2 separate regions of the Homo sapiens genome follow, and region 1 is linked to region 2. Evidence: chromatin loops called from intact Hi-C (ENCODE). Cell type or tissue: K562. All regions are shown on one strand. Links, peaks and the distances in the headings refer to the core of each region. The heading gives the core; the rest is flanking DNA. Region 1 overlaps NDFIP1 (Nedd4 family interacting protein 1). Region 2 overlaps ARHGAP26 (Rho GTPase activating protein 26).

What was found. Peaks named below come from ENCODE experiments on the same cell type or tissue, not always from the same donor. Only the 100,000 strongest peaks of a DNase experiment are listed, where the experiment ranks them.
Region 1: a loop joins it to region 2, with 6 times the contacts of the local background. A loop is called at or near these places in 16 of 110 quality-filtered maps.

What each region holds. Positions count from the first base shown.
Region 1 is chr5:142,147,059-142,156,340 of GRCh38, forward strand. NDFIP1 (Nedd4 family interacting protein 1) reads left to right here. Exons shown (of 8, transcript NM_030571.4): 8 at 4,673-7,382. It overlaps LOC107986455 (a long non-coding RNA gene), which reads right to left. Exons shown (of 3, transcript XR_001742907.3): 3 at 7,353-9,282. Among named protein-coding and RNA genes, the nearest start is that of NDFIP1, 43 kb to the left of the region's middle. In K562, for the core only: CTCF peaks have their summits at 2,542 and 4,996 (motif pointing right); a DNase peak (open chromatin) is centred at 4,993.
Region 2 is chr5:142,876,149-142,885,432 of GRCh38, forward strand. ARHGAP26 (Rho GTPase activating protein 26) reads left to right here. Exons shown (of 23, transcript NM_001135608.3): 4 at 3,226-3,297; 5 at 9,150-9,251. Among named protein-coding and RNA genes, the nearest start is that of ARHGAP26-AS1, 12 kb to the left of the region's middle. In K562, for the core only: a CTCF peak has its summit at 4,546; a DNase peak (open chromatin) is centred at 4,573; H3K27me3 peaks cover 470 bases.

The DNA.
Region 1 (9,282 bases), core at 1-8,000, 730 kb before region 2:
ATGAATGCACACCATTGGAGGGCATAATAGAGTTTATTTGCTTTTCTATTTAACTGTGATACCCTGGTTTATTTGAAATCATTCCTGACACACCCAGAGAATTCAGAGCTCTAAATTAAGGGTTTGAGGAACTTACAGCAGAATTTAGAATTCTAATGACTTCACTAATTTTCCAGGGATCCCCAGAGGGAACCTGAAAAGCCATAATATCCTATGGGACTGAGTTCCCTTTGTCCACTGAAAGGGTAAGAACTCTGTCCAGATCCAGATGTAGAATCCCTTCTTTCTCTAGTTCAGAGGACATTTAGTTTAATTTTGTTAGAAGACATACTAGAAAACCGTCATGTGAAGTAAGAAAGCTTTATTTTTTTCCTCCCTATCGATTCTTTATTATGCTTATCACAGTTTTTAAAAAGTAATTATCTGCTAATTCCAACATCAGGTTAGATAAGTCTATTTGTATTGATGGATTTTTCTCTTGACTCTGGGTTACATTTTCCTGTTTTTACACACCTGGCCAGTTATTTCTTTGTTGCAGCATTGTTAATTATCATGTTGTAGAGATTATGAGCTCTGAATTTTGTCAGAAGGTTGTTGAGTTTTTGCCTAGCAGGCAGTCAAATTACTAAAGGATAAATTTGATCTTATTTCTAACTGTCATGTACAGTGATTCTTCTAGGGAGATAGGGATAGGGGAGAGGGAAAATGTAGTTTAAAAATCCTAGGCTAACTCCTGCTGAGGAAAATCACTGGTAAACTAGTGACTACTCTGCTAAATTGCCTCTCTTGACATTGTCAACCTGAAGCCATCAAAAGGATCAGAATACAGAGTTTATGCAAGTAGAAAGCTGGGAATGGCCAATCAGAGAACACAAACTTTAGAAAATGGGGTCAGTGTTCCCAAAAGCTTTATTTTCTTTTATGGACTTCTACTTCTTTGATGGAGATGTCACCAATTAAAAGGTAGCTGAAGAAAGACACAGGTAGGGAATTTTTAAAATAACTTTGCCAGAAAGATACAGATACAGAATTTTTAAAATAACTTTACCAAAACAGAAAAATAATATACTTTCCATATTGTACTAAGATTTGGCATTTTACTAGAAAAGGGCATAAGAATAGTGACTTTTCTAGTCAGGCTACCTGAAATATAGTACAAATAAACCAATCTTGAAGTGATCCCAAAACACCTCCTTCTAATCAGTCAAAGTAGATATTACAAAAGCTAAACATTAAAGCTCATGTACTACTATCATAGGGGCAGCTCTCAGGTTCCTTTTCAGAGTCCATTTAAGCTTAAGGGAGGGAAAAATGTATTAATAAGCTGTTATCTGTTTTCCTACTTCATAACAAAATGCCAGAAGGAACTGCTAAAGGTGTGCACAGTGGCCATCAAGAAGTATGTGACTGGGCCGGGCGCAGTGGCTCACGCCTGTAATCCCAGCACTTTGGGAGGCCGAGGTGGGCAGGTCACCTGAGGTTAGAAGTTTGAGACCAGCCTGGGCAACATGACAAAACCCCGTCTCTACTAAAGATACAAAAATTATCTGGGTGTGGTGGTGTGCACCTGTAATCCCAGCTACTTGGGAGGCTGAGGCAGAAGAATCGCTTGAACCCAGGAGGTGGAGGTTGCAGTGAGCCAAGATCACACCACTGCACTCCAGCCTGGGCGACAGAGCGAGACTCTGTCTCAAAAAAAAAAAAAAAAAAAAAAAAAAAGTATGTGACTGAGGAAGCAGAAGAAACAGATACCTGTTATAAACATCTGTACCTGAAATGGTAAAAAATGTAAAGTGTTTATACTTTTCTTATTTACCAGTTCACTGGAAAATACATTTTTATGGATTACCACCTCCTCTGATGCTGCCAGGTGAATGAGGAGTTAGCTACAGTAATAAGGTGGTAACACAGTTGATTGGTTATATCTAACACTATTTGTGTGGTACCAAAAGCACTTGTACATATGAAGCATAATATATTTTAAAATTATTTATTTTAACTGCATCTGAAATAGAAGGAAAAAAGGAGGTTTTTGAGCCCTAGCATTAATGAGCTAGGGCCTTCATAATTAAAAAAGTGACCTAGTGAGCTGTACCTATTAGGCATCAAATATTTTAATTTTTTTCCATGTGATAACAGACACTTTCATTTCTCCTTTTCTGTAATTTTTCTCCTGTTCCTTAATACTTCTTTTATTTTATTAAAGGAAATTCATCTCAAGGTAAAGGTTTACTTATTGGACTATGTTATAAGATAGCAAGATAATAGGGAAATGGTGTTTCCAGTAGAATTTTTGCTAAACAAAATTTACATGTCTCCAAGAAGAACTGGTTGTCTTCCTCTTGGAATTAAATGATCTGTAGGCTATTGGATTCCTTTTTTTTTTTTTTTTTTTTTACAAAGTGATCTGATCTATAATTTAGTAATACGGTCCAGAGTCCCTAAGATCTGTTTGTTCTTCAGTTTGTGTACTGCCAGCATTTCTGTAACACTGCCACTCAAGCCTCCAAGTCTCAGACAGCAGTGCCCTCTAGCAGTCTTTCATTTGGAGATTGTGTGGTGATTGAGATTACCCACTGGTGACCTCTCTAGGTCCTCTTGAGATATTTTATTTTAATTTAATTTTTACTTCTCTTACTGAACAAGCAAAGGGATTTTTAATGTTTGTTGGGTGTCAGGCTTTGACTTTGAGGGATCTATTAAAGCTGTTTACCTATGCTAAAGCATCATAAACTAAGGAAGTGGCCAGGTAATTGTCCGTACCATATTGTATATTCTTGCAAACTCTGTTTTGACCTACTAGTCACTGTTTCATCAGTTTTCATCTATTAAAAGAAACTGGGCCAGGCATGGTGGCTCACGCCTGTAATCCCAGCACTTTGGGAAGCCAAGGCGGGCAGATCACGAGGTCAGGAGATCAAGACCATCCTGGCTAACACAGTGAAACCCCGTCTCTACTAAAAATACAAAAAATCAGCTGGGTGTGGTGGCGGGCGCCTGTAGTCCCAGCTACTCGGGAGGCTGAGGCAGGAGAACAGCATGAACCCGGGGGGCGGAGCTTGCAGTGAGCCGAAATTGTGCCACTGCACTCCAGCCTGGGTGATAGAGCGGGACTCCGTCTCAAAAAAAAAAAAAAAAAAAATATATAGAAACTGATAAAACAAATTATTTATGTTTATAATGAGTCTGGCCTCATTGCAAAAACATTCATTTAATATTCATCTGCCAATTTTCTTTTTTGCTTCTGCTTGGCTTTTAGAGTTCCTCATATTTTTGTGTCTCTGTCTCTGTGCTTTCCGAGGTCTTTCAATCTCTTATGTCTCTCAATCTAAAGAAAAGATGTCCTTGTATCAGTTTCAGTGGTTTACTTCAAATCACAACACAAATGAATTTATAGTTTGGAAAAATGTTGATAATATTAAAATATGTTCATTTCCTCCAGTGTGTTTGTAGTCTCTCTCCATTTTGGCAGCCTTTTAAATACTTACGCAGTAATCTAATCAGAAAAGATACAGAAGACACCGGGCATAGTGGTGCACGCCTGTTAGTGCCAGTCACTTGCGGGGCTGAGGCAGAAGGTTGGCTTGAGCCCTGGAGGTGTAGGTTGCAGTGAGCCGAGCTCGCGCCACTGCACTCCAGCCTGAGTGACAGACTCTTGTCTCCAAAAAAAAAAAAAAGAAAAGAAAAGAAAGAAAAGACATAGAAGAGTTTCTTGTGGCTTTTATAGTAATTTGGAGGATAGAAAAGTAAGTTATAGGCCGATATTTGAGCCCATCCAACTCTCACTTCTTGCTGAGTACCACAAAATAGTTTCTCAATAAATGTTTATTAAGCAGTAAATGTATCTCTTTAGTGTTTCTTCTTTTATTCTTAATAGTTCTTCTTTTATTGTTAATATAGGGAATTACTTGTAGTTTTTCCCAAGTTATTTTCATGAGAACCAAAACAATATACTAGTACAGAAATGCCTCAAAGTATTAGATGAAAACTGCATTTAGTAAAATGCGTAGGCATTATTTCGAGAGCATTTATTTCAGTCAGATATATTCCTTTCTTAAAATTTAGTTTGAAAGTACATGTATTATTTTAAGAGAAACATGCCCCAAATACAATGACTTTTTAGGAAAACTTGTTTTTTAAAAGTATTTGTGGTACCTGTGAGTTTATCCTTGTTTTCTAATTTTGCCATGCTCGGTTGAGGTATAGCATGACATGGTTGGCATCCTTACTGGAAAGCTTCCTTGTGCAATATCTAGTGGAATTGTTAGGGTAAACAGTATCTTCAGGTATATTAGGAAAATTACTTGTGCACTTGGATTATGCTCTCTGTCCCAAGTTTCAGTCATTGCTGACAGCGTTCAGTGTGGGATGCGCAGTAGCACTGCTTCCATTGTATTCTTTTGTTAAGAGGTTTGGAAAGAGAGACTCCTGACTTCAGGAGTTTTTAGAAAAAGCATTCCAGTTTTTTCTAGTTCTAGAGGCCTTGATAACTTTAAGAACTGAAATTTTAATGTTTATTGAATACCGTGATGTCAGTATACAGTAATCTTAAAACTATGTTAAAATGCACTTGTGTCTCCAAACATCCTGCCTTCTTTTGTGACTACATCCTTCTCTTAGCCAAAATAACAAGCTAACTAGAGTTTCAATATTCAATATCCTTCTCTGGCAGATGTTTTCTGGCAAAGGCCTTCCTGCATTTATGAATTCTCTCTCAAGAAGCAAGAGAACACCTGCAGGAAGTGAATCAAGATGCAGAACACAGAGGAATAATCACCTGCTTTAAAAAAATAAAGTACTGTTGAAAAGATCATTTCTCTCTATTTGTTCCTAGGTGTAAAATTTTAATAGTTAATGCAGAATTCTGTAATCATTGAATCATTAGTGGTTAATGTTTGAAAAAGCTCTTGCAATCAAGTCTGTGATGTATTAATAATGCCTTATATATTGTTTGTAGTCATTTTAAGTAGCATGAGCCATGTCCCTGTAGTCGGTAGGGGGCAGTCTTGCTTTATTCATCCTCCATCTCAAAATGAACTTGGAATTAAATATTGTAAGATATGTATAATGCTGGCCATTTTAAAGGGGTTTTCTCAAAAGTTAAACTTTTGCTATGACTGTGTTTTTGCACATAATCCATATTTGCTGTTCAAGTTAATCTAGAAATTTATTCAATTCTGTATGAACACCTGGAAGCAAAATCATAGTGCAAAAATACATTTAAGGTGTGGTCAAAAATAAGTCTTTAATTGGTAAATAATAAGCATTAATTTTTTATAGCCTGTATTCACAATTCTGCGGTACCTTATTGTACCTAAGGGATTCTAAAGGTGTTGTCACTGTATAAAACAGAAAGCACTAGGATACAAATGAAGCTTAATTACTAAAATGTAATTCTTGACACTCTTTCTATAATTAGCGTTCTTCACCCCCACCCCCACCCCCACCCCCCTTATTTTCCTTTTGTCTCCTGGTGATTAGGCCAAAGTCTGGGAGTAAGGAGAGGATTAGGTACTTAGGAGCAAAGAAAGAAGTAGCTTGGAACTTTTGAGATGATCCCTAACATACTGTACTACTTGCTTTTACAATGTGTTAGCAGAAACCAGTGGGTTATAATGTAGAATGATGTGCTTTCTGCCCAAGTGGTAATTCATCTTGGTTTGCTATGTTAAAACTGTAAATACAACAGAACATTAATAAATATCTCTTGTGTAGCACCTTTTACTGTAGATTAGTGCTTAATTTCTTGGCTTGCATTTGTTGATTGCTAAGGCAATTTTTTCTAATCTTAGGGAATCATTCAGTAGATGCGATTAAAAAACTAATGTTGGGTCAATTTTTTTCTTCATTTTCAGCACAAGAAGTCCTCTTATATCCTACTAAATACATTCCTAAAAATGTATTTGAACATTGGTTCTGTAAAAGATAATGGACTAAAAAAGTAGAGAGGAGTTGTAGAGATCTTAAATCATTCTGGAATTCCTAATTATGCTTCAATTTTTAGACATAATTTTAGATAATTTATTTCCAGTGTTTTCTGCATGTTCTCATTTGTTCTTTTTCTCAGTTGAATGCACCAACTGGTTTGAGTCCTGTGAGCATTCAGTCAGTTGAAATTAAAGATTCCTCATTTCTCCTGATTTCTATTCTTGTCTCAATCTTAAATTTAGAGACCAGTTGTTTTTATGATATCAGCCATTTGATTTTTTTCATTTTCTATTTAAGAAATATGAAGAAAAAATACACCAAGATGGTCAAATTACTACACAAATCAGCACCAGCACAGTCTGATAGCTGCAAATGTCCATTCATCTGCTGTGTATGTATATCCAGAATCAGCATAGGAAGTCGTTCAGGATATCAGTATATAATGCACAGAAGTGTGGGTTGTTTGAAAGCCAAACAGGAAAATTAGGAGCCTCCTGGATTGACATTTCAATGATCCCTCTAACCAGTTTATGGATTATTATGAATAATAGTGTAGTGTGTTCTTTTTCAGAAGTTATATTTGATAATAGAGAAGGGAGTTTTATGGAAGTTTCTTTGAAGATTTTTTTTTTTCCATTTCGAATCAGATTATAGCAACAATGGAGTTTGGAAGTTTGTATGGCCTATAATGTTCTAAGTTCCAGAATGAAAAGATCTGTAACAATCTGAATAGATGTGGACACATATAGCAGAGAGAACTATGTAAATTATCTTGCAGAACAAAATAGAAGGGTCCTAAATCACGTTAACTCAAACATTGTAGACTAGCTTTGTGTTTATTCTTCAGGTCCTTGCGCCTTATTTGGTTTTGTATATTCAACGAACTGAAATATTTGGAATTCCTATTTCTACGTATTTGGTGGTCCATAAGACTTTGTCAAATGTAAACCTACAGTTTGATACGCTTTAAAATACCTAGTTAAGAGGATGATTTCTCTTTAATCGTTTAAATGTTCTGAAAATTAAAATCTTTTGAGGCACATGAAGTGGGCACCATATATCATCTAGAGTCCTTACTGGTATTCAGGATGAAAATGTTCACGCTGCATTAATTGTCATTTTTCTCTCCCATGTTCTTTCTCACTTTGATACGTTAATACTGATAATGGATAAAGAGTGAGTTTTTATAATAAATGGTTTTGGAAAGGTATTCATAGGAACCGCGGTTATTTACTTAAGGTTATGGAGTAAACTAGCTTGGACCTTGGGCTGCAGGACGACTAGGATTCACCCATAACGACACAGTGCCCTATGTTTCTTAACTTCTTGTTGCCATTTGAAACTCTGTACTCTTATGTTTAAAGGGTTCTGTATAGCCATTTTTTTTTTCAGAAAGTTACATTGCTTTGTATAGAAATAAAAGGCATTATTAAAATTTGCTTGTTAAAAAATGATAAGAATGAATATCTTTACTTATAGGGTCAATTTTGTTTAGAGTTTTAAAGAAACAACAGAAGTTTTAGTGAAGTAAATGATTTTTTTTTTCCCTTTGCTTTCTTATTACATACTGACTTGAGCTCTGGCCCACCGTGAGTCATTATTAGTACAGATGAAATTTTGTTTGGTCTTCACTATGTGTTTTTTGTTTGTTTGTTTTTTGAGACGGAGTCTCGCCCTGTCGCCCAGGCTGGAATGCAGTGTTGCGATCTCCACTCACTGCAACCTCCGCCTCCCAGGTTCAAGCGATTCTCCTGCCCCAGCCTCCCAAGTAGCTGGGATTACAGGCGCGCGCCACTACGCCCAGCTAATTTTTATATTTTTAGTAGAGACGGGGTTTCACTATGTTGGTCAGGCTGGTCTCGAGCTCTTGACCTCGTGATCCGCCCGCCTCGGCCTCCCAAAGTGCTGGGATTACAGGTGTGAGCCACCGCACCCAGCCTTCACTGTGTTCTTATACTAAAATATACTCTACTTAGCTATAAATGGTTTACATTCAAAGGAAGAAGTAAGATAACTACTGAAGTAGAGTATCAGGACCAATAGAAGTGATATTTCAATTTGAGTGATTGCCTGAGGGGGTAAGATTCTGGGGTGAGAATCTAGACCCTAACAAAACTAGACCCCTGGCCTCAGGCTTTACATCCAGTCCAATGCCCTCTTCCCATTGTCCCAACCTTCTGGAGGGTTGGCGTGTAAACATTGACATAAAATGAAAAAAATCATTTGACCGTGCTTCTTGTAAACATCAGTAATCTAATTTTAACTGAAAACATGCTAAGAATAGACATGGAATTGTACATTTATGTAAAGTAGGAGGATGTGTGTTTGTATAGATAGATGGATGCATAGATTTTTTTTTTTTTTTTTTTTTTTTTTTTGAGACAGGGTCTCGCTCTGTTGCCCAGACTTAAGTACAAAGTCGTGATCTTGGCTCACTGCAACCTTCACCTTCCAGGCTCAAGCCATCCCACCTCAGCCTCCCCAAGTAGCTGGGACTACAGGCATGTGCCACCACACCCAGTTAATTTTTGTATTTTTAGTAGAGACAGGGTTTTGCCATGTTGCCCAGACTGGTCTTGAATTCCTGGGCTCAAGCAATCTGAAGTGCTGGAATTACAGGCGTGAGCCACCTCACCTGGCCAGTAGGAGGGTATATTTTATGAAAAAGTAGTTGTGACCCCTATTACCTATGTGAATCTGGTTCTTGGTTAAACCTCAGTGGTGAATATAGGTTAATCATGTGCAAAATGTATAATAATTTTCAGGTTCTGTGGGTGGTTCAGCTGTTCAGAAGATTTTCACCTCTCAGGCTTTTAGAATATGAGTTGAGGAATGATGAGGGTCATAACAGAAGGCAAAATATGCTTCCATAGATGGTTTATATATTTAAAAAAAATGTTTTTTTGCGTATTTTAAACCCTAAATAGTGTTTCTATCCTGTAAGATGGATAAGGTGGATTGGGTGAGAGCATTTGTTAAAGCAGTAGTACAGTACTCTTGCATCTCCTTTTCCCTTTTGCGTATACCTGTACACGTTTGTGTATGTGTATAATTGTGTTCTTTTAGACTACCTACAGAAAGTGCCCTTTGACAAGTAGCCTCTGCATGTTGGTTCTTTGTAGGCTCTACTGTTAATGTGGAAGACATCTCAAAGAAATACACTGGGAATTCCCAAAGGGGAGAGTAAGTTTAGGTTGAAAGTGAAAGAGGTGTTCAGGAGGAAATGATGGTTGTAGAAATTGATTTTTGTATCATCTCCATTCTAAAAAGAAGCTATTTTATAACCCAGTTGATTGTATCACCTACAACTTTATGGCCTATAGAAAGAACTGCTCTTACGTAAAGTACATGAAT
Region 2 (9,284 bases), core at 796-8,795:
CTGACTTGAAGTCCCCTGCTGCCTGTACACTGATTTTCTGCTAGGAGGGCGTGTCTTCAGGCAGCAGTGCTCTAAAGTCCTAGGAAATACTGCATCAATCAACATTTTCTTTTCTTCCCATGCTAACAGTTGGTAGTTCGAACACTATTCACCAAGATGCATTTTCTATTTTAACCCCCATGATGACTCTGGGAAGTGGTATCTATATTATCGCCATTTTTCAGATGAAGATATTGAGGTTTACAGAGGTTAAGTAACTTGTCACAGATCACACAGTTAATAAGTGATACAGTCTGGGTTCAAACCCAAGTCTGCATTATATTAAAAAATATTAAAAAATGTGGGGGCCAGGTGTGGTGGCTCATGCCTGTAATCCCAGCACCTTGGGATGCCGAGGTGAGAGGATCGCTTGAGCCTGGGAGTTCAAGACCAGTCTGGAGGCAACATAGTGAGACCCCATCTCAACAAATTTTTTTTTTTAAGAAGACTGGCATTGTGACGTATGCTTGTAGTCCCAGCTACTTGGGAGGAGGGAGGAGGATCGCTTGTGCCAGGGAGGTCAAGGCTGCAGTGATCTGTGATTGAACCATTGCACTCCAGCCTGGGCAACAGAGCAAGACCCTGTGTCAAAAAAAAAAAAAAAAAAAAAAAAAAGGATTTCTTTAAAACTCCAAACAGAGTAGAAACCTCTTACCTTTTGCCCTACGGAAAGACCACTTTCTCTTGATTGCTCACTGCTGGTGCCTGAACCAGAATCAGAAGGGTGGTGGTGGCAGCAGTGGGGGTTGGTGGTGGGTGGAAGCAAGGGAAAGCTTGTGTGTTTGTGCATGTGCTGGTGCCTAAGAAAGGGAAATGATTCTTTTGAGTCTGATTCTTGGCTGAGTTAGTATTTGGGGGTGGGGGTGTGGCAAGCAAATCACCATGAATACCCTGCAGATTGCTATGGCCTGTGGTAAGGGAACAATGACTGGATTATACTTTTCAGCTTGCCTCTGCAATTTTATTATTAATGTCAGTGAATTGAGTTTCTACTGTCTGCATCTGAGTATCTGGCCGTAGCAAGCCCCTTCTCTACCTCCTTGCCCTGTGACAACTCCATCAGTTCAGTTAAGCTCAGCAAGCAAAGCCGCACCTTCTCTGGGAAGCGTTTCCTGACTTCCTGGGTTATATGGCTACCCTTGGTATTTTCTTAACATCCAGTTCGTGCTTCTGATCCTGTGTTTACCACATTGTGTCCTGATAAACATTGTACCTGTCTGTGCCCTGTAGTAAATATGAGTTCCTCAAGGGCAGAGACTGGGCTTCCATGTCCCCAACATCAGGCAGTGTTGGAACCAAGTGGATGTTACACAGTCGTAGAATCTTAGACTAAGTGGGACCTTATTCCTCACCATCTGCAATTGCTCATTTGACAGATGAGAAAACAGGTCTTATTAAGGCTGATAGCAAGTAGTAGTATGGCTGGGCGAAGGACTTGGGGGTCCTGATTCCCAGGTGAGCAGTTGAGCACTTTCGTTTTATAAGCGACTACTTATGACTGCATTCTCAATCATGGATGTCCACTGGAATAACTTGGGGAGTTTGAAAAATACTGATGTCTGGGACTAAGTCCAGGGATTCTGAGTTAGTTGGAGTGTAGCCTAAACTTAGGGATTTTAAAAGCTTTCCAGGTGATTCTACTGTGTAGTTAAGGTTGAGAATCATTGACTTTAGGGGCTTGGCACACCTTTGTAAGCTTCAGAGACTTGCAGATGGTTTGTGGAGAAGACTTCAGTGAACCAATTAAGTAACATTGAATAACAATAAAAATCACAAAATCAAACAAATTAACACCGCAACACTCTAGTCTTAAATTTCACTCTTCTGAAATAAGTGATCTCCAAATTGAGAAAAAGGCAAATGGGAATAAATTTGGAGACTTGACTTTTTCTGTCCCTTACATTGTTCAGTTAGTTCTTTACTGTGTCCATCTGTGACTTCTGGCATTTACCCGGTTAGTTTCATTGCAGTGGACATGCATGTGGTTTAGGAAAAATAATGCTTTGTTGCAGCGAGATTCCTGGAATAATTAGTTGAGCGAAGAGTGATAAATGAATGACTTAAAAGGAAAAACTGTAAAATATTGTACTGCCTTAGAAAAGACCATAGAATCTTAGCGATGGACAATTCAGCCCACTCGTTTTGCAGATGACGAAATTAGAGCCCAGAGAGGTTAAATGTTTTGCCCATGGTCACACAGTTGGCAGCCAATCAAGAATTAATCCATTCATTCATTTAGTCGTTCAAATATGTTTGAGTGCTGCTTTGTCTCAGCACTCTTCTTTGTTTTGGGGATAGTGGTGGCAAAGTGAGCCTTTACAAGATACTGATGTGTATGTGTGTGTGTGTGCACGCATGTGTGTGTGTGTGTATAAATGTGTAGTGTGTAGTGGTGAACCAGAACACACTTGGTAGGGGAGGGAAGTTGAGTTATGTTGGTAGTCAGGGAAGGCCTCCCTAAAGAGGTGACCTTTAAGCTGAAATCTTAATTACATGAAGGAGCTGTCCCTGTAAGGGTTTGGGAACACAGTGTCTGAAAGAATAGCCAAATGCTACGGCCCTGAGGTGGGACGAGTTTGGTGCGTTTGAGGTGCATTGGAGTGCCAGTAGGTTGGAATGCAGGACCTGAGGGGTGAGCCCTGTGAGATGAAGTTGAGAGGCAGCCAGTAGTCAGGAGGCACAGGTGTCCTGGCTCTAGTCCAGTCCTGTCTTGGTAGAGCAACACAAAATCAAGCTTGGAAGGTTTTTATGCCATCAGATGTCCAGAGGTGTTTCTTTGTTTATTTGTTTTTAACCTAGACTCAGTGTTGATCTACTTTACCCATAACTTGGGTAAATGAATATTTGCAAGAAAATGTCACCGAAGCTTGTAACTTAGACCCCACTCTTTTACCAGTTCCCCTCTGCCCCTTCAGAGGATCGCTTACAGTTTTAGAGTTCCTCATTTTTACTTTTAAATAATCAGTATTAATCATGCATGGGAGGAAGATTATCATGTTTTGAAATGATGACAGTTTTGATTTGACATGCTATTAGTTCGAAGGTTGTAAACAGTTGACATGTACAACACTGCCTCCCCAAATTTTATTTTAAGACATGGGGAGGCATCTCATGCTGGAGCTGCTGTAATTCTTTACTGATACTGCTTTTGTGTCTTCTTTCCCTTACTCTGTTGTTCTTCACCAGATTGAGAATGCCAGCGAGGTGCTCATCACTCCCTTGGAGAAGTTTCGAAAGGAACAGATCGGGGCTGCCAAGGTGAGAATTTTGCAAGCTTTGGTCTGGATTTTAGGGTGAGAGGTCTGGAAAACATAGCACCTTTCTTTAAAACAAAGTCTTCAGAAATGTCTTCAGAAAATCGAAGCCCACCTTCTTCAGAAAATCTTAGGCAGAAAACTCTATAGAGCCCAACTCATCGGTTCTTTACGGGTGACTGAAGTACGACCATCTGAGCCGTCAACCCCGGAGGGGCCATTCTGGTATTTTGTTACCTCATTGTTCTGTGCTTGTTCATAAATCATCCAAAGGTAGAAACCACACCTCATTTGTGTTATTATAATAGATAGCTGTGTGCTTAGACAATTGTCTTTATTGAACAATACATTTGTTTTCGTGGAATTGTATTTTGTGGAGGTCCAGGACTTGCAGCCTAAGCAGGGGTTACAAATTTGTGCCCTGTGGGTACAGGGACTTTCTTTAAAAGGAGGCAGCTGGTACTTAGGTTTAGCTGATTTTTGTTGGGTCTGGAAATGGGCCCTCTCTTGCTGATTCTTTAAATGTTTCAAGACAAACTGAAAAGCCAGTTTTATGTGAAATTTCTTGTTGGCAAATAATTTTAAAATATATATTACCCATTGTGCAGGTCAAAAAATGACATCTGCAGGCCTGCTTCAACCTGGAGATCACCGTTTGTTATCACTGACCTGGAGGGACTGTAGCCTAAGCTTGACTAATTCTAATGTGTTCTTGAGAGACTGCAAAGGGAATCCTGTTCCTTTTTAAAAGGTGGATTCTCCAGGGCTCCTTTGCCCTGTAATAAATCACTAGGAGGGCTGGGCGCAGTGGCTCATGCCTGTAATCCCAGCACTTTGGGAGGCCTAGGTGGGCAGATCACGAGGTCAGGAGTTCGAGACCAGGCTGGCCAATATGGCGAAACCCCGTCTCTACTAAAATAGAAAAATTAGCTGGGCATGGTGGTGGGTGCCTGTAGTTCCCAGCTACTCGGGAGGCTGAGGCAGGAGAATCGCTTGAACCCAGGAGGTGGAGGTTGCAGTGAGCCGAGATCGCGCCACTGACTGCAGCCTGGGCAACAGAGCAAGACTCCATGTCCAAAAAAAAAAAAATCACTAGGAAACTCTAGCTGGTTTGACCTTCGGTAGAGTGTTAGAGGCTACCTGCAGAGAAGATGTTTTCATTGGAATCAATGAAAGCAAAAAGATTTCCAACGTTTTCTTCCTGTTTTTCTGGAACTGTGAGTCAATTCAGCTGCGGTCTCTTACGCCACCTGCAGGGGCTTTTGGGCAACACCACCCTCTTACTTTGTGTGGATTTTGCTTAGTTGCAAAATGAGGTATTCCTCACCCCTACAACACACACACCCCTGAGTGCATCTGCTTTCTGGAAATAGATATGATTAGGGCCTGCAAAAGATGATGTTTAGTCAGGGTCTTTCAGAGGGATGGTTGATTACAGTTTGAAAGAGGGACTGTGGCAAAGACTTTCTCCCAGTTTTAGAGTATTTTCTACTAATTTTAGTTTACACATTTATGAGGAAGTGGGAGCTCACTGGTGCTGTATCAGAGATTAAGGAATGTATAATTTACACAAAGTCTTATTCCACTAAGAATTCATACAGACTGTGAACCAGTCCAGTGATGGCAGTTAATAAGCCGTGAGCGAATGCTCCCTCAGTTCCTGGCAGTGCAGGCCCTGCCCGCAGGGCTCCTCTTGGTGGCCTTGGGGCCTGTGCCTCCCCACTCTTGAACATGCTTGGCAGTGGCTTCCGGGGGTTATGCAGAGCTTGGAGACTGAGGCAGAGCAGAGCTGTTTGTTGAGTCATCTTTTCAGTAGTTACTTCTCCTTCTGAGCACAGATGCCTCTCTCTCTGGCCTCTTCTCTCACTGGCTTGAGGGTTACCATGGTTACCAAGGAGGTGAGGCAAGAGTCTGAGTGAGCTCCCTTTGGGCTTGATACCAGTGATCTTAATGATAGGAGGAGCTACTGTCCCCCGGGGCGGCGGCTGGGGGGTGGTATAGATGGTGACATACTAGAATAAAAGAATTTAAGTAGTCACTCACCAAAGCATGTTTCCCCTCATGCATATTCTATTCTCCTATTCATTAAACCATGAATAATTATTGATTATTAAATAACTTTTGGATGATCACTAAAGAAGAATTGTGATGACATTTGGGTGATGTCTCATCCTTCCCCATTTGTCATTTTTTCCTCCTGGCATGTCCTCCTTTGCATCACTCCACACACACATACATTTATATCATAACATTATGTAAATTTAAGAGACAACAAACAAGCAAACAACAGATCCACTTCTAGGCGACCCAGGGAGCAGTCTCAAGAACATCTCAGAGCCAGCAAGTGCTCTTCAGCTGGTTTGGGTATTGGCCAAGTGGAGGTTCTGAACTCTGTCTGTGCCATGCTAAAATTACTTTTTCCTCCTCCTCCACTCTCTGGTGCTGCTTCGGTTGCCATAACAGCCTGTTGGAGAGTGCACCATGTGAAGGCTGCCAGGGAGGAAGATTCTTGGGCATTCTTATGCTAATGTGCTACTCTGGAGTAGGGCACGACCCCTGGTGCTTGACATAACCATGGCCCTAAGTTTCTATTTCCAAGTTTGAGGAAATTATTTTTTCCTGTATTAGAGGTACATTTGGAATGCTGGACTCTAGAATAAGTATAACAGACATAAGAGAGTAGCGTAGAGAGTGGGTCTACAGCTAGACTGTCTGAATCCAAATCTCACTTCTGCCATTTGCATGTAGACTTGGGGAGGTTACTAAACCTCTTCATGCCTGTTTCCTGATCTCTAAAATGGGGGTAATAATAAAACTTGCCTCGTAGAGTTATTATGAAGAAGAAGTGAGTGAACTCCTATCAAATGCTTAAAACGGTGTCTGTCGTATAGCTACCTGAACATGAGAACAAGGTTGGTCATGTAGTCATTCAATGTTAGTGATTATATTAGATACACACAGTTCATTTGTTTAAAAAATATGTGAGAGCCTGCTCTGTGCCAGCACTGTTCTGTGCCCTGATATTTGGTGGAGAACAAGGCAGGCGTGGTTGCTGTGCTCATGAAGTAGCTGGGGTGAAAGACATCAGACAAAAAGATACAAATAAATGTCTAATTTCCAATTGTAGTAGGTTCTTGGGACGGTTACCTTCATGGCACACAGGACATGGAAAGCAGGTGTGTTCTTGATAAGAAGGAGGCAGGTTTAGGTGATGAGCTCACCACTGTCACCACCATTGCTGACATTTATTGAGCACTTTCCATGTGGTAGGCACCCTGCCAAGCACTGTATGTGGTTTATTTCATTTAACCCTAGAAATCCTTTGAGGAGGGGGTGTTCTTATTTTTATTTTGTTATATGGTCCTTGAGCTGAAAGAAGAAACCCGAGCAATTATCTAATCATCCTCAATTTATAGTTGAGGAAATTGAGTCCTGGAGAGGGATGGTGATTTGTTTCTAGCCAGTCCATATTGAGTTGGGAATAAATTTTAGGATTCTAACTCAATCCTTGACTTAACTACCCCACAGTAGACTCTCTGGAAGGTGAAAACCATCTTGTGTCCTGAGTAATGGACACACTCTCCCATCTTAAGAACATTATCTAAGCTGTAGTACTTTTTTGCTGCAGAGGTCTTATTGCTGTTTTCTCAGGACAGAAACGGCTTCCCTTTCTCCTTATTTTTTTCTCTAACTTTGGGTGTCCTCTTAAACATGGAATGTGGAGGCACAAGTTGCCAGAATGTCCCAGAATGCCAGTGACTCATGTTCCCTGGCCTTTTCTCACCTCTGGCCAGCTGGACTGTCTGGGACCAGGATTCTCCTTTTGGAGTTGCTGATAAGGCTGGTGGGAGCGGATACATGTGAGCAGCATTTGGAGTTGGAGCCCCAGTTCAAAGTTGCTGGTTTCACTAATGGAAAAGAATTGCTTGAGTCAAGTCTCTTGCCTGTACCCTCCTCAAATTTGAAGGAGTAATGTGTCCTCAGGCTTTTTCTTCATTTGCTGCTAAATGTTTAATTGTTCTTGTATGTGAACAGTCTTTTAAGCAAAACTCAGATTCATGGAAATGAGTATGTGTCAGCTAAAATGGATATATGGTTATTCTGCCCACTCTGTGAGCATGTACCAGAGGAGTGGTATTCTGACATAGCGGAGCTTGTTAGGGCTCCGGGTGATGGCTTCTGGCTCCGAGTGTCCTGCCCCAGGGCATTTGCACTTGATGGTTCTGCTCTAGAAGGCTCTACTCTGCTCCTTCTGTATTTCACAGGTAGGTCTCAGCTCACATCTCCCTTCCCCAAATGATGCCTTTCCTGGGTGCCCTATCTACAGAATCTCTGTGACTGCGCCCTGTTTATTTCCTTTGTAGCACTTGCAGCAGTCTATAATTATGCTGATTATTTGTTTACTGGTTAATCATGGTTCTCCTACTAGAACATTTCTACCGTGAGGGTTGGGACCATTTTTGTCTTGTATTTCTGGTGCCTAAAGTAGAGCCTTACACAGAGTGGTTGCTGATTATAAATTTGTTAAAGGAATAAAGAGATGTGTCTGAGCTTCTTTATTTGGCCAGAAAATATTTTTTCTCTTCTAGGCTTTGGAGTTGCAGAAAAACATCCCTATGGGTTCAGGCTCCACATGAGTCAAAAGCAGGAATAATGTACCCAATTAGCAAATTTGATCCCGTTTATCAGCCAAGTGCCAACCTTCTTCCAGCTTCCTTGCCTGCTCTCCCCGTTGGAATGTGGAAGGAAGGCAGACTGCCTGTGACAATCTGTCTCAGCTGTGGTGGAGAACATGGGCTTTGGAGGCACATTGTCCTAGGCTCCAATCCCAGCTCTGTCACTCTCCGTGACTTTTCACAAGTTCACCTCTTTGGGTCCAAGTTTTCTTATCAGTCAAATGGGAGATAGAAATAGAACCACAGTGACCCAATGATTCAGTGGTGGGGAGCAGGGATTAATTATGGTAATTATTTTTCATTTTGAAGACAATAATACGGCTAATAATTTCTTAAAGAGAAGAGAAAAATAACTGTTACCCCATTACCATAACTCAGGTATTTGCCTATAAGTAAATTCCCACCTCATCTTTGTCCATAGGTAGACACACTCTATGTAGGATGCAGCAAGTTTATATAATGCTGTTTTACTTTTCTCTCTAGTTTTCCAATGACTAGTTATGCTTATTGGATGTTCCGTACTTTAATTATGCCAAACGCTATCCTTGGAAGTGATGTTGCTGCTGCTGCTTTTATTTTTCTTTTGCTAGCATAAATGGTGCCGTAGTAAACAAATGTGTGTGAAGATAATATTGTTGTTTTGAATTATTCCTCAGCTTAAAGACCTGCATGTGATATTAAGTGTCAAGAGATATTTAGGCTTACATACCAAGAAGTGTTTTTGGGACAGTATTAAGGCTGGATCTAGCCTTAGTCTAGACTTGTCTCATTCAAGCTGTGAGGATATCTTCCTTCCTTGGTGTTAGCTTCATAGGTACCCCCACTGCTGCTGCTCCCCAGCCCCCAACCCCTGGCTGCCTTCTGGCCTTGAATATCCTTGTGAGTTAGAAAGTAGAAATTTCTGTTTCACAAAGTTCTTAGAGGGGGAATCTTGGCTTTGCCACCATTAGATATTCGTATTTACCTCATTTCTGGTCTTGTCCTGGTTGGTGCCTCTCTGCTAGACACTCAAACTCAGGGGGCTGTTGATGGGTGGCTGCAGGATTTAATGGGCATTACCTGAAAAGTAGGAGCTGAGTCGTCATCTGTGTTCTGAGCAGAAGGATCTTGAGAGATGGAGGCTGCTTTTATTCCTGCAACGTGTTACTCTTTTTCTTTTTCTCTTCTCTTTTTTTGCCAGGAAGCCAAAAAGAAGTATGACAAAGAGACAGAAAAGTATTGTGGCATCTTAGAAAAACACTTGAATTTGTCTTCCAAAAAGAAAGAATCTCAGCTTCAGGAGGTAAGAGACTTTATTAGTATCCTGAATAAAGTG